2 separate regions of the Homo sapiens genome follow, and region 2 is linked to region 1. Evidence: chromatin loops called from intact Hi-C (ENCODE). Cell type or tissue: PC-3. All regions are shown on one strand. Region 1 overlaps PLPPR5 (phospholipid phosphatase related 5). Region 2 overlaps PLPPR5 (phospholipid phosphatase related 5).

The links. Peaks named below come from ENCODE experiments on the same cell type or tissue, not always from the same donor. Only the 100,000 strongest peaks of a DNase experiment are listed, where the experiment ranks them.
Region 2: a loop joins it to region 1, with 8 times the contacts of the local background. A loop is called at or near these places in 2 of 110 quality-filtered maps.

Annotation. Positions count from the first base shown.
Region 1 is chr1:98,978,956-98,986,955 of GRCh38, forward strand. The region is part of intron 1 of PLPPR5 (phospholipid phosphatase related 5); the gene reads right to left. Among named protein-coding and RNA genes, the nearest start is that of PLPPR5-AS1, 21 kb to the right of the region's middle. In PC-3, no CTCF peak of the experiment used is centred here; DNase peaks (open chromatin) are centred at 3,166 and 6,886; H3K27ac peaks cover 2,947 bases.
Region 2 is chr1:98,915,713-98,923,712 of GRCh38, forward strand. It overlaps PLPPR5 (phospholipid phosphatase related 5), which reads right to left. Exons shown (of 6, transcript NM_001037317.2): 4 at 6,170-6,346. Among named protein-coding and RNA genes, the nearest start is that of PLPPR5-AS1, 85 kb to the right of the region's middle. In PC-3, no CTCF peak of the experiment used is centred here; DNase peaks (open chromatin) are centred at 4,889 and 6,309; H3K4me3 peaks cover 2,766 bases; H3K27ac peaks cover 5,387 bases.

The DNA of each region.
Region 1 (8,000 bases):
ATCCTGTCATTGAGTTGCTAAAACGCATGTTCTCAGAGAAGGCTTCTCTATATCCTGAGTTCAAATTGATTATTTTCTTCACTGGGCTACCCAGCATTTCACCTGATACTCATTTATACGTAAAACAGTGACTGAGTACCTCCCAGGTCCCAGGCATTCTTCTAGGTACTGGAGTGAATTTTTGAAAGTTTAGCTTCTCATTTAGGTTATTTCTGTATGATTTTTATGTTGACTGTAAACTTCCTGAGGTCAGAAGAGCCCTTCTAATTTCTTCAGAGCAGTTTTCTTGTTCTTTACTCACTGCAAAGTACTTAACAAAGGTTTAAAAATGCCAGGGTTATGTTCTAATTTAAGCTCTGCTACTGTTTTGGTTGCATGACTGTGAGCAAGTCTAATTTTTTAAGCCTCAGTTTTATCATCTCTAAATGACTGCAATATCCATGCCATTTGATTATTGTGAGCTATTCTCTAAGTGATAGAGCCTATACAAACGTAAGGGGCTATGTTGTTGCTATTATAGACATCACATTATTATTTAATATATGAATGCTAGGATGAATGTTCTGCACTTAGCTTCTGTATTAGCAAATGTAAGGTCAGATTGTTTGGTTCCATATCAAGGCTTTCATAATTATATTACCTCACATCTGTTGCTCAGACTCTCCTTAGAATCAATTTCTGGTCCCAGGTTGCAGATTTCTGCCTCCTGCGATGGATTTCTGGCCTCCAACTGCTGGTAATCTGATGTGGGGCTGCCAAGCTCTGCAACCCAGATCGTGTGCCTGGGATCTCATCTCACCACCATGTTCTATACTTTTCCCTCTCTTGACTTTGAATCTGACCAGCCTGCCTCATCTTACTAAGGTATCTTTTCTCAAATTCACCACATCTTTGCTTCTTCCAGACTGCCATGCTCTGCCTTGCCTCTCAGCATCCTGGTTCCAGGCTGCCCTCATATCCGTAACTCTGGCTCAGCACTGCTCTCTCATGTCTAAGTGACCCTCTATTAGAGCTATCTTTCTGATGCCTGACTGCCTGCCCATAATCCAAGAAGCCATCTTTATCTTGGTTTTCCTGGTCCTAAATGCACTACTGGTTTCTGTGGCAGTCTCTATAACCAAACCCACCTCAGGCATCAGGGATGCTCTAGACCCTTTTTCTCCTGAAAGAAGCAACAAAATATTGTGATCTGTCTGAATCTTCAGTTTCCTTCTTCCTATGCCCAGGTTTTGTGGCTTGACCTGCCTATATACTGCCAAAGCTTTTACTACTTTTGTTCCTCATAGTGTGTTCTTGCCATGCCATTAACATGACTGCTTTTACCTGCTTCCTTTGCAAACTTTTATGTGTTTTCTCTTTCAAACTCCTTTAAGTTCTCTCTCATAAGCGAAAGAAGTCAAGACTCTAGTACACTCATATCATAAAACTTATGCAAATCCAATTAATCCAATCAAAACTTATTTGTGTAAAAGCCTGTCTTATGTGCTCTTTGAAGTCATTTCCCATGAATGGAAATCTTAATTAGATGACTAAATTTAGAAGGATAGTGCATCTTGCAAGAAAACCAAGCACATTTAATCCTTAATAGTATAAACTGGAAAAACCTGAGTTTTACCTACCAGGAATAGTACTGTTCGACTTCACATTAATTACAATCAGTGTTTTTCTGAAAGAACTGCAGTATCATATCCTCAAATTTATAGAGCAATATATAGGTGTATATGTTACACTTTAATTTTCAATTTATAGTGAGAAGATTGAAGACATGTATTATACAGGTGAACACACCTGTTATGCAATTTAGAAAATACAAGTCAAGGTGAATTAATTATAGAAGCAAAACATAGAAAGAGAAATAAAAATAAACTTGCCAAGTTGAATTTTAATTCTATATTTCCAACACAAACTTTCATAATTGCACAAATATTTATCTTTTAGCATTGTCCATGATGCAAATAACAGTTTAACATCAGGTAGCATGTTTGTGACAAAAGTTAACTTCTTAGTAACCATCTAATCAAAAATGCATTTCACAGTATTAATTTTTATTTCAAAGTGAGAAAAACCCAAGAATTCTGCAACACACTTAGCAGCTGAGATCCATGTGCTAAATATTGCCCTAGATTCCTTAAAACTCTAAACCAATATTATATTTTTTCTCTTTAGTTTACTAAACTAAAATTGGTCACAGAAATAGAATTACTTGTGCGAGAGAGGTAGATTTAGAGGCCCCATTTTGCAGATAAAGAAAGTGAGGGTAAGATGTTAAATTGTGTATTACAGGTTTACCTCTTCAAGCTGGTAAAGGAATCTTGACTTCAACCTCTCAGTATCATTGTAATACATTTTTGACTCAACAGCTTTATGTTCTGAACCTAGCTACCTCTGTGCTATACACCTTCCCAGTCTAGGCATTGTTGTAGTTCCTTCAACCTACCAAGCTTTCTTCAGCCTAAACAACTTTGCATGCTGTTTGCTGAGAACACTCGTCCTTCACTTCCGTGACTAGCAACATCACCTCCTCTCAGAAACCTTCTCTTTCATGATTGCCTCTTCCATTTTTCTCACTCCACTCCACCTCATTCCACTTCCAGTTATGCATACCTCCATCAGGATTAGTTAAAAATATACTAATACAGGGATCCTTTCTTCTATCTCTGACTATCTAGAACCCATTACACACAGACAGACTTGTCCAAGAAACACTTGGTAAATGTTTTTAATAACTATATGAAGGAATGAATTACTGAATACTAACTTAAGCATGCTTAAGTCATTGTGCTTTAACACGATTGCTAATAGGCCATTTCATTTTGAACCCATATGATAAGGGGAGAAGCTAATTTGCACTTGTTTGATATTTCACAAATTAGGAAATCCTGAATTTCAATGAACAGTATCTATAAACAACAAAATCCTAATATTATTTTATCTGTTCTGCCTGAAGTTAATTGAAGTTGTAAGTGATTGCCTGCCCAAGCAGCACCGAATCTTCCTTTACTCATTAATGTCAATCTCTAAAGTACCACTAATTTTTATCACTCTCCAAGGAAAGAAACTTTTCTCAAAAATAGTTCCATGTATTGAGTCAAATGTTTCAACTCTTACTCTATGATTACTGATGAAAATGTACAGAGTATGATTCAGAGATCCTGAGTGACAATAAAATCATGACTCATCTCATTTAGAAACTCTGCCAGCTATCTGAATGCACCATGAGAACAACATCCAAAAAAGTGTTCTAATTTTATCATATATACACGTTTTCAGATGTAAATTTTACTGGCGGTGTTAGGTAAAATTTATAGGATGCCAATGGTTTGGACTGAGCTCCTGCACTAGGCCCAGTGAACCAAACCAAAATGGAGTCACTCATACTAACATTCCATGTCATCAAACAGAAACTAAGTTGTTTATCTGACCTTCCAAGAAATCAGAAGTTAATAGCCAATTAATAGCCAGAAGAGTTAATGGCCAATTCCTCAAACAAGCCAGTTTTAGCTGGCAGGATAAGGAAGTCCCTTCTGCTTTAACCTTTATACAGAAAGTAGCTTTGAAACAACCAATCTGCTTTTTGTTTTCTATTTCTGCTTTCTTCGGCCCTTTTCTTTCCATAAAACCAACCTCCTCTGCCTAGCTCGTTGGAACACTCATTCTATTTTATAGAATAAAGTGTTGCCAGATTCCAGAATCACAAGTAAAAGCCAATTAAGATCTTTGAATTAAATGTGTTGTAATTTTGTCTTTTGACAGTTCTTGCAACCTAAGGGACCTGAATATCACTGCTGACAACTCCAGAGATCTCTTGAGGAAAGCAGGAGAGGCACTGCTGACCCTTTTGAGGTCCCCTGTCTTCCTCATGGAGCCCCAAGGGTTGTAAGTTCCTCTTAGGTAGGACTCTGATCTTTTTGCATCAACCCGCTGTTTTTATGGGCTTTTGAAGCCAGACTTAGTTTGTTCTGTGAGAAGACATTTGACCTTGGATTAGGTACCAAGAGTTAGTTTGTGCTGCGAGAGAGCGCATAACCTTTGGGTTTGGGGTGGCTGAGGAGTCACTGGTAAGAGCTGCAGTTTTAAAGCTAACTGATAGCTGTTGCAGTAAGTGCTTATTACTGCAGAGGGCATAAACTCCATTTTTTTTTTTATTATACTTTAAGTTTTAGGGTACATGTGCACATTGTGCAGGTTAGTTACATATGTCAACATGTGCCATGCTGGTGCGCTGCACCCACTAACTCGTCATCTAGCATTAGGTATATCTCCCAATGCTATCCCTCCCCCCTCCCCCCACCCCACAACAGTCCCCAGAGTGTGATATTCCCCTTCCTGTGTCCATGTGATCTCATTGTTCAATTCCCACCTATGAGTGAGAATATGCGGTGTTTGGTTTTTTGTTCTTGCGATAGTTTACTGAGAATGATGATTTCCAATTTCATCCATGTCCCTACAAAGGACATGAACTCATCATTTTTTATGGCTGCATAGTATTCCATGGTGTATATGTGCCACATTTTCTTAATCCAGTCTATCATTGTTGGACATTTGGGTTGGTTCCAAGTCTTTGCTATTGTGAATAATGCTGCAATAAACATATGTGTGCATGTGTCTTTATAGCAGCATGATTTATAGTCCTTTGGGTATATACCCAGTAATGGGATGGCTGGGTCAAATGGTATTTGTAGTTCTAGATCCCTGAGGAATCGCCACACTGACTTCCACAATGGTTGAACTAGTTTACAGTCCCACCAACAGTGTAAAAGTGTTCCTATTTCTCCACATCCTCTCCAGCACCTGTTGTTTCCTGACTTTTTAATGATTACCATTCTAACTGGTGTGAGATGGGATAATCTCATTGTGGTTTTGATTTGCATTTCCCTGATGGCCAGTGATGATGAACATTTTTTCATGTGATTTTTTGGTTGCATAAATGTCTTCTTTTGAGAAGTGTCTGTTCATGTCCTTCGCCCACTTTTTGATGGGTTGTTTTTTTCTTTTTTTTTTTTTGAAATTCACATGTAATTTGAATTCTATTCTCTTAATTTCTTTTTCTTGTGCACTTAGGTAAGGGAGGCCTCAGGTTCCTGAGTCAGACAGAAACTGGAATATCACTAGCTAAGCTGCTCAAGTGTATCTCAAAGCCAAAGCCACAACTTGACTGGTGGGCTCAGTTCAGGAACTTAAGAACTACTAAAGCAGCCTGGCAACAGAAAATAAGACTATTATGTTAGGATAAGCTGGACATGGAACAGGGCAGTGCCCGCCAGCATCAAGAGAGTGTCTATGCAATGAGATACCCTGCCAAAGCATTACATGACCCAACCCTGCAGTCTTTCCCTCCTAGGATCTTATATTTGTTCTAAGGGAACCAAGATTCAATGTAAAAATGGGATCCTTAATTTCTAAAGAACTGAGTACACCCCCTTCCAGCTATGCTTGCCTTTTACATGTATAAGTATTTGTCCCTGGAAGCTTCAAACGCTTACAAAAATGGTGAAATCTTACCAAAGGTAATTTAGAATTAAAGTGGCCATTATGTAGAATGTTCCAGGTGAACAACACAGAACTTTACAGAGTGCATCTAAAATTGAGGACTCTCAAATTAAGCCCACTCAGGAACACCTATCTTGTGCAGAAGCTTCTAAAAAGATTTCAAAACATTTTATTGACTCTTTAAAAATATTCTTTTGCAAAGGTGAATAAAAATCTTAAGTGACTAATTGATAAGAAAATTTGAATCTATTAACCTTTTCCCTTAGTTACTATCCTATCCCAAAAGTGAAAAGAAATCTAAGATGTTTATAAAGGTTAGGACCTCAGGTAGAGCAGGTTTCCTTCTTTTTCAGAGGTATCCATGCTGAGTCCAGGCAAAGAAAATACTTTCTTTGATCTATTTGTTAATAGGTTCCACCCTGAAGTTGGTAATCTAGTAAGGAAACAAGCTAAGTTGAAAAAAAACTACCTAGCTAACTAAATTTGTCTCCAAAATATATCTTTCTTGTATTGAGCTGGCTATGTAAAAACTCTTCATAAAAATTTGTATCTATAAGAAAAACCACTCAAAATCCTTACAACAGAAAAGCTCATTGGTCTCAACAAGCCTGACCTTTGACCATTTTGTCTTAACTTGGCTTCCTACCTACACCTTTTCTTGTTTGGGATGAAGGAGCTCTTAGAACAATAGATGACGGCTGTCTAGGTTTGGTGAAGTCTCCTCTCCTTTAATAAAAGTTAATTGTCCCTGATTGCTGGAACATCCTAGGGAGAGGATTGATAATAACTGAGTTCCTCTGGGATGATCTGTCTTTAGGCAGATAAGGGGAATTCAGAAAGCTCCACCTTGCATTATGCTGTTTTTCAGGTGCCCTCAAACTAATCAACAGAGTCACGTGCTGCATAATAACATTGTGGTCATTGATTGACTACACAGATGACTGCGGTTTCAAAACCTTTTTGGTGGAGCTGAAAAATTCCTTAGTGATATTATACCATCATAACATTGTAGCACAACTACTTTATTTTTTAAAATAAATTTAGTGTAGCCTAAATGTACAGTGTTTATGAAGTCTACAATAGTGTACAGTAATGTCCTAGGCCTTCACATTCACTCGTCTCACTCTCTGAATCACCAGAGCAATTTCCAGTCCTGCAAACCCCTTTCATGATAATTGCCCTATACAGGTGTACCATTTTTTAATCTATTATACCATATTTTTACTGTACCTCCTCTGTTTAAATATGTTTATATACACAAATACCACTGCGTTACAACTGTCACAGTTTTGAGTATAGTAACAAGCTGTACACATTGGTACATAGCCTAGGAACAACAGATTATTCCATATAGCCTCATTGTATACACATTATGCCATTTAGGTTTGTGTAAGTACACTTCATGATGTTTGCACAATGACAAAATCACCTAACAATACATTTGTCAGAAAGTATCCCTGTTGTTAAGGGACATATGACTGTATACAATGCAACATATTTTGAGGTGGCATTTCCTGAATTCCTTCAATGGCTAGTTTGTTTAAGGAACAACTGAAGTATAATTGTTAAGAATGAGTAAATTTGGAGAATGTTAATGGGATAAAAGTTTACAAATGCACTTGTCACCGTTTCAAAAATATTTTTTCAGTAACTTGAAATCTTAAAGTCACATTATATTAAATTAAGTAATGGATATTTATGAAACATCTGAGTCATTTCTAAGTTAGCTATAATACTAAAACATTAATTGCTGAACATATGTTTAAAGTATATATACTTTGGCATCTTATTTTTATATGGTATGGAGAAGCTAAATATATTTAGGTATGTTAGTAAACATGAAAAAATTGTTCTAGAGGAAACACATAATTTTAAAAATTATAAAATGTACTAACATTCATAAAATGTTAGTATAAGACACGGAGTTCAAAATTGCTTAATTCCCAGGTTTTCACTAAAACTTAAGGTTACTAGGAATTTAAAATTCTAATTAACATATGGTAACTAAAAGTAGAAATAATAAGGGGAACAACTCTGGATGTGAGAAAAGTAAGGCTTTTTTTAATAAAAGAAGTTGTAAAGTATAAGGATATATTTTTGTTAAAGGAATAAGGGAATAATCTTTGTTCCAAAGTAGAGTGGTTATTCCAAAATGAGAAAATAGGAAAAGTATAGGCCAAAAACTGAATGGATAAGAAAACTGTAGAATATTTGTGGAAGACGAATCTTGTGAAAAGAATTTTATGCGTGATAAAGCTGGCTAAAATTAGAAGGTAACTCTTTATGTTTTTCTAAATAGGGAACATTACACATCAAAAGTACACTGATGCAAAATTAAAATTTGGTCCTCTGTTACAATGACAAGGTTTTCTTGGAGAGTTGATCTGCTCTTAATAGAAAATAGTGAAATGGGTGTTTTTTTTAACCTTTTAGGTAATTGGCCTAGGAAACAGGGATTCTCTGCTATCAAGATGATTCCCTATGCTTCAAATTTTCTTTATTAGTTCTTT
Region 2 (8,000 bases), 63 kb before region 1:
ATTTTTGGCATTGTTAAAAATACATATTCCTAAGCCCTCCCCTAAAGATTCTGATTTAGTAAATGAAGAATGGGGCCTAGGAGTTGGCACTTCAAAAATGCATTCGAGAAGCTTCTAATGCAGGTGAATCATATTTAAGAAATAATGAATTAAACATACCAGGAAGATTATTTGCTACTGTTTGCTTACACAATAAACAAGGTATTCTTGGTAAAGGTATTCTTGAGTTTTATTTTCTGTGTTTCATATTCTATTACAAATCAAAATACAGGCCTCATTTGCAGCTATAACCTAACATTCATTTTGTAAAGTACCTAATATATAATTATACATTTACATTTCATATTTTCACAAATGCTACACTGAAAAGCCTTTTCTTTCATAGAGTTCATTACTGAATATCTTCAAAGGCCAATTAGATCAATTAGATCTTGGTTGCTTTCCAGTTTTTAAATAAAATTTACAAATCTACAAAATAAGAACACCTACTGAGATTTTACGTCAGAAAAATACTCCTTTGCAAATTATTATAGATTTCTTATCCTTCCACTTCCCAGAAGAACTACAGATTAGAGATATAGATCAAAGCCTGATAATTTGATACCTCAACTTTGTAGTTGCCACTTTAAAGATCTTTAAAGTAAGGGACAGTAAGGGCTTGGAGATGGATACTTGATAAAGCTACTACCTCATGATGTTACCAGCTTCATGACCCCACAAAGGTCTGACAGATACTGACTGTTCTAGAGATAAGGTAAGCAAATTTTGTCTGTAAAAGGAAGACAGTAAATATTTTTGGCTTTGCAGCCTTACAACCTTTGCAGCAACTATTCAACTCCACCTTTTTGGTGCAAAAATAGCCACGGACAGTTTATAAACAAATGGGAGTGTCAGTATTCAAATATAACTTTCTTTACAAAGATAGGCAGCAGATCAAATTTGGTCTGTGGGCTGCAGTTGGCTGACTGACCACTGCTCTAAAATACAAAGGATATAATCAAGAATTTTGGCCAACAATAACAACGATGATTATTCTTCTTACTCTTAGTATTTTAATTATTAGGAAAGAAATTACCTAATCCTCTGTAGAGTTATATTCCAATATTTAATAAGTCTTGTCTGCTAACATTTACGATGTGGAACAGAGGTCTTGTTTGTAAAAATGGTGATAAGAAAAAGTGAGGGACATGGTTTTTGATCCTGAACATGCCTGAGTCTATACATTATCAGACAGTTCTCCGAGTCTCAGTTTTATCAATTAGAAAACGAAGAGGTTGCAATAGATCACTAAGTTAACGTCATTTCTTTGGCTGGCAAAGGTATGACAATTCAACAACTACTCAAAACTAAACTCAAGATCTGCCCCCTCCAGCACCCACTCCAAACTTGATCTCTTCTCTGGACACGTTCAAGGAAAGGCAACATGCCACCCCACTCCCCAACACCCACCTCCGCCCCAGTGCAGATTCACAAGGCTAAAAACTTGAATTAATCCTTTACACCTCTTATACTTGACCAGTTACTGAATCTGCTCAATGTTACTTTCCAAATATCTTGGTACCTAAATATCTTGATTTCTTATATTTGCTTCATTTTATCTCCTCCACCAACTCCAAAAACGAAGCAACTACCACCTGTTGCCTGGATTCCTACACAGCTTTCTAAACTATCTCTCTAAATCTAATCTTGGCCCCTCTATTTCCACCATAATGTGAGAATGATCTTTCCAAATGCAAACTGGATTATGTTACCCCCTTAAAGCCATTCATGGCTTGGCTTTCCGTTTTTCTTAATGTGTAAACTCTGGCCCAGCCCCACTTTTGCAGCCTTCCTTCTCTGTTTTCAAAACACTTTCTGTTACCTTTCACTTCCTGCTGTTTAGATACTCCTCACCTCCACTGTCTTTGGATGCCATACCTAACTCAGCCATGATATCTCGTCTCAGCTTCACTTCCTCGTGGATGCCTTCCTTGAACTCCTAGCTGGGATGGTTTATTTTGTTTTTGTTTGTTTGCTTTTTGCTTACATGGAGCTGTGATTATTTTTATCAGAGCACTTAGTATGAAATTAAACATCATTTAAAGTAATACTTTGATTGATGTGTCTCTTCCAAGTTCCACAAATGCAAAGATGCTCTTTTTTGCTCACTGCTGTGTTCACACTGTCACAGTGAGGGATCAGATTAATGAATGAGCAAGCATCTAGGACAGAAATTCTCAAATTTTCTGATGTGCTTATATAATTTAATGTTACTTTGCTTTCAGACGTTCTGGTTTTACATTAGTGACTTCCGCATGTATAATTCTTGTAATTCTATTCTCTCCTACCAAGATGATATGAGTAAATCATCACTGCATATATATTTTCTTTTTCCTGTCATGATGATAACTTAATCTGATCCATTCTTGTTCATTTTCACTCTTTGTTGGCAAATGAAACATCATTATTGCATGGGGTTAAGTGCATGGGCTTTGGGGTCAAACTGGTCTGGATCATAATCCTGGATCTCTCAGTTACTAACTTTGTAAACATGGGCAAGTTACTTTATATAATCAGGCTTCAATTTTTTTAAACCTGCAAAATGAAGACAATAAAAACATTTCACTGAGCTGTTCTGAGGGTTAATTGCATTAATGTAGTAAAGAGCACAATAACTATTATTGTTGTATATGATAACATGACAAACTATTTTTGTGGCTCAATAAACTTGAGCTCTTCTGCCTGACACTGTCATAAATATCATAATCAATCTAAAAATAGTGTTCAAATAGTATTTGCCTTGTATTTTGCTAAGTATGGTGATTCTGCGCTCTAACCTGAAACAAAATGCCCATGAGATAAGAGTAATACAATTAACACAGCACATAATTCCTTATTAAATTATAAGAGGACAGACTGAAAGAGTGGTAGAAATTCAGGAAAAAATGGAAAAATCAGCCAATCAGGGAAACTTCCTGGGGAAATTGGATCTTGTCTGAGCCAAATCTCAAATGTGTAAAGGGTTTGAATATAGTCATCAAACGTGAAGACCGTGGTATTCAGTGTCTTGTCTGCACTAGGCTTCACTTCTTACATGTGTGATTTCACTTAATCCTTAAAAGAACTCTGGGAAGTAAATAAAAAATTCTTTAATCATTCCTTCATGTATTAATTCATTCGTCATATATTTATTCAGTACTTCCTCTGTACCAGACCTTGTTCTAGTTATTGGGGATATGCTGTGAACAAAACAAAGAAAAAGACTTCACAGGGAGCTTACATTCTAGTGGGATTGATAGCAAAGCAAAACCAAAAATGCTCCATATGGTATACTGCACAGTAATTTATTACACATTAGTTAATATTACATATTAAAAGTTGGAATATCCTTTGTAGAAAAGTAAAGTAAGGAATAAGGAAAGGAATCCTCAAGGAGGAGAAGTCATTTTAAACATGGTTCAGAGAAGGCCTCACTATTTTAGTAAGAAGCAATAATGTCTACAATTCAAAAGTTATGGTCAGAGAGCAAAGATACAAGACATGGAAGAAATATTTTTATAGTGGAAATTAACCTGGCCTAAATGAATCACTGGTGTGTGGAATGAAACAGGAGAATGAGCCAAAGGCAAATGTTAGGCATTGAGTCTGGGTGACTGGGTGGTCTGGGTTCCTTTAACTGAGACATAGAGACCTGGAGTAGATTAGCATTAATTTTATTTTGGAATCACTTTAGAATTCTGCACACACTGCAAGATAATTAGAAACACCCTAGGATATTACAACATATTACAGGCCAGAGCTGGAGTTACTGCTCAGAATAAATGTGTTGAGTTTCCCAAATGAGAAAACTGGGAATCATCATAGAAGGCTCCCTGTGCCTCGTCCACATCACCTTCCATGTTCCACCAGGCTCCAAACCATTCCACCTCCTAAATATCCTGGAGGACATGATGGATATCCTCCCTCTTTGTGCCACTGAGGGCCAATTTGCACCATCCTGTTTCCCTGGTTCTGCATAACCCATCTCTTCTATCCTCAACTTTGTCTTATTGTCCTGCAAATACATTTTCAAAACACAAATCTTACGTAGGGTAAAAGGAACTGAGAGGAAGCAAACTATAGTTTATGGAACTTTTTCCAGTCATTCATGTCACAAATTCGCTGAACATGCACTATTTTGTTTAACCTTTATAGAGCCTTATAATGATCCTTTAGGGAGGCTGTTATTTAGCCACATTTAAATAACACACCTATAGGCATTCACATTCATAAATGGCTGTGAATGAATGCATAAATGCATTTTTAGTTATTATATAGTCAGTTTTTACATATAATCCTTTCATGAAGTCATTTTCCTGAGAGTATGGGAATGTTCAAAGGGCTATCATGAAACGTTCTCAACCTGTGCAATTGGAGGGTCTTGAGCTCAAGGGGGATCCAGAGCTCAGCTCAACATTCACCAGACAGGGAAGTGACTTGGAAGGCACCAGCATTCTGAGGTTGGCCTTGTAAGGTAAGGTGTTCACTGGAAGTATAGGGAAGGTGGCAATAGCGACAGATAAACAAGAAGGCTGATGAGATGCCAGTGAAGATGTTATGGACCCGCAGAGCTGAAATACAGTTGCATCTGACACCAGTGCTTTGAAATTTTGGCTACTTGTATGCTCTTGGCTTTGCCTATACTATTTTTTAAGGATTTATGTAAAGTTTGTTGTTGGTTTTGCTTTTTGAATGTTAACCAGTTTCAACTGTGGTGAGTCAATGCAAAAAAAAAAAAAAAAAAAGTTTTTGGTTCAAGCCAGGGCCCCAGTTCTCACGAGGCTACAGGATATCTCCAGGAAAGACAGAAGGTTGAGTCTAAGTCTCCCAGGGACCTTGGGAATCACAGAGAGTGGTATCACCAAAAAAAAAAAAAAAAGCAGCACAGGATGAGGTCATGGTGACTACTTTACCGCAGGAGATTCTAGAGGAAATAACTTATTTAAAATGCCCAGTACATAAATTATGTTTCAACATTTGGTAGCTGGAAAGATTCACTGAAGTGTTTGCTTACTGATTATTAACTAGTAAAATGAGGCTAATAAAGTTAAGTTACATGTAAGGGCAATTTAAATGTAATCAAAATGGACATAAAGTATTTTTTAAATTATAATGTGTCAATGCAAAAATATGTTTTGATTCATAGTCTACACATTGTTTCATTTGGGTAAAATGTGATATACTCATAATGATTAGTGCACATGAATAGAGGGAAGTTCAGGCTGTTTATTATATACTCATACTTATAAAATGTTATACACTCACAACTTATACTATACTTTAAGAGTATAATCAGATTTTATGGTATAAACATCAGTAAGTATTTGGTACTGATAATAAGTCAGAAAAATACTTAGAAATGCATACAAACCCTTGACTATTGCCTCTGGTTAAATAAATAATAATGAATTCTAAAGTCAGACTAAAATACATTTTCCAACAACCAAAACCTATGGAAATAGTCCTAGAAGATTTTATAATAAGAGTATAAATGGAATGCTTACTTCATTAGAAGTCACTGTGTATGCTCTTTACTATGCGGTGAAATATGATTTGACATGGTATGGTCTTAGAAACTATTCATGAGTTTTTAGTTACTGATGTAAAATGCCTCATCTCACAGGTGAGGCTGACCTGCTAGCACTGGGACATGGAGGCTCAGGGAGAGTACAGCAGGGACTCACTAGGGGACTTTGGGATTCTCTCAATACCCCAGCATGCCAACTTCCCTGAGGAATCTTTAAAAAATATCCAAACCAGTCCTGAAACTCGCCTATAACATTTTTTAAGGATTTATATAAAGTTTGTTATAAATCCTTAAAAAATATTATAGGCAGTTTTTACCCAGTCTTAAAAACTATTTGGGAGGGACAGTATGTTTTTAGGCCAGCTCTATTTTATATGAAAATATATTGTTCAACTTTAAGCATAGGATTTGTATTTTTTTCATCCCCAAACCTGACTTGTGGCAGAACAAATGGGGGAGGAGGAAGAAATGAATGACTTAAATGATTTGTTTTATATACTTAAATGAATGATTTGTTTGATATACTACATTTAGACAAACCCAGTGATTCACACTTGTATTTTCTCATGGTGATTATGCAAGTTAATTAAAAACCCAATGATATATAAATAAATTTGTACTTACCAGAAATACTGCTATAGATATTCCAACCAGAAAGCCTGCTATAACATCTGACCAATGATTTCGATATTCTGCTACTCTGTTGAGTCCAGTAAGAAATGCCAAACACATTAAGCCCAAGCATAGAACTGGCTTAGCAAGTCTGGTTCCCTTGGCTTTGATTGTGTTGGTGATGTACATCTGAAACATTCAATAAAAAAAATGACTTTTCATGAAGGTATTTCCTTTATTAGCATAGCATATTATGTGTATGTACAAACATATATTTATAGACATATATACGCCTGTATGATTCAAATCATTAACTGGAGTTTATGAAGTTTTTGAAATCAGTTTCTTAAAAGCAGAATTCAAGAGTAGCAATTATTTTGTTTTACTTACCTCGTATGGCAATCTCTTACAAATGGCCAATTCTTAGCATAACATTCTTAATCATCTAGAAACACCAAGCACAGATAGTCCAACTGTCTTTTTTTCTTTTTATTCTTACTGTATCCATTCTTGTTTTATCTGAATTTTCATTTTAGATCAACCTCAACAATATTATTAGCAGGGGGAAGCTGTTGAAGTGTTTAAGTGTTTTTAATGTTTCCATTTGTGTATGCCATATTTAGAGGACACATACTTGATAAAAACCAGCATTATGAATACAGCTAGAAAAAATAAAGTGGAATAGATTTCTACCAAACAGATGTTACTTTGAAGGAAGACTTTAAGATTCAATGCAATGCCGAGGTTGCTTTCATGTTGTTAAATGAAATTGTGAAATTACTTTGTTTAACTACATTTTATCAGCCAGAATTAGGACAATAAAACACTTAAGTAGGCCGGGCGCGGTGGCTCACTCCTGTAATCCCAGCACTTTGGGAGGCCGAGGCGGGCAGATAATGAGGTCAGGAGATCGAGACCATCCTGGCTAACATGGTGAAACCCCATCTCTACTAAGAATACAAAAAATCAGCTGGGCGTGGTGGCGGGCACCTGTAGGCCCAGCTACTAGGGAGGCTGAGGCAGGAGAATGGCATGAACCCAGAAGGCGGAGCTTGCAGTGAGCTGAGATCGTGCCACTGCACTCCAGCCTGGGTGACAGAGCGAGACTCTGTCTCAAAAACAACAACAACAACAAAAAAAAACCATAAGTACGATAAGGGAAATGTGTCAACTAAAAACAAAACAAAACAGTGAATAGGTACCTACATTTCTGGCATCTGGACTTATGCTAATGAACATATGGTGTCAATTGATTGCAGCAAATGAAATGTCATGAGCCACTACGCTCAAGAATAATTTGGTCCTTCCCCCATCTAATGTATTCTATAGCTCAACTGCTCATAAGTTTATGTATTATTTTATAAGCAAATTTGTTGACTGTATTCAATTATTATTTCAAGTCATGAGTAGAGCAATTGTAAAAGAAATGACTTTGATAATATAATCAGATTTTATGGTATAAACGTCAATAAGTATCTGGTATTGATAATATACTCAGAAAAATTCTTAGAAATGCATATATACCATTAACTATTGTCCCTGGTTAAATAAACAATACATCTGCCTAAGAGAGTAAACCAAAATGAAAATTTAAGTTTTTAGTTCATACCTGCCATTTTAGAACACTATGAAATCCAGTAATTATCTTCTCTATTTTTTTTTTTCTGGGCAGTTTGCAGCCCTTGTAGCTGCCAAAAGGGGCTGTATAAATATGTAAGCAGTCCAAGTGATACAAGGCATCTCTCTAGCCAAGTTCTAGCCTTTTACAATCCATCCCAGGTCTCAATACTCTGGGGCAGGGGGAGCTGAACTGTCTCCATCTTGGCCTGTGACCTTCGGAGCT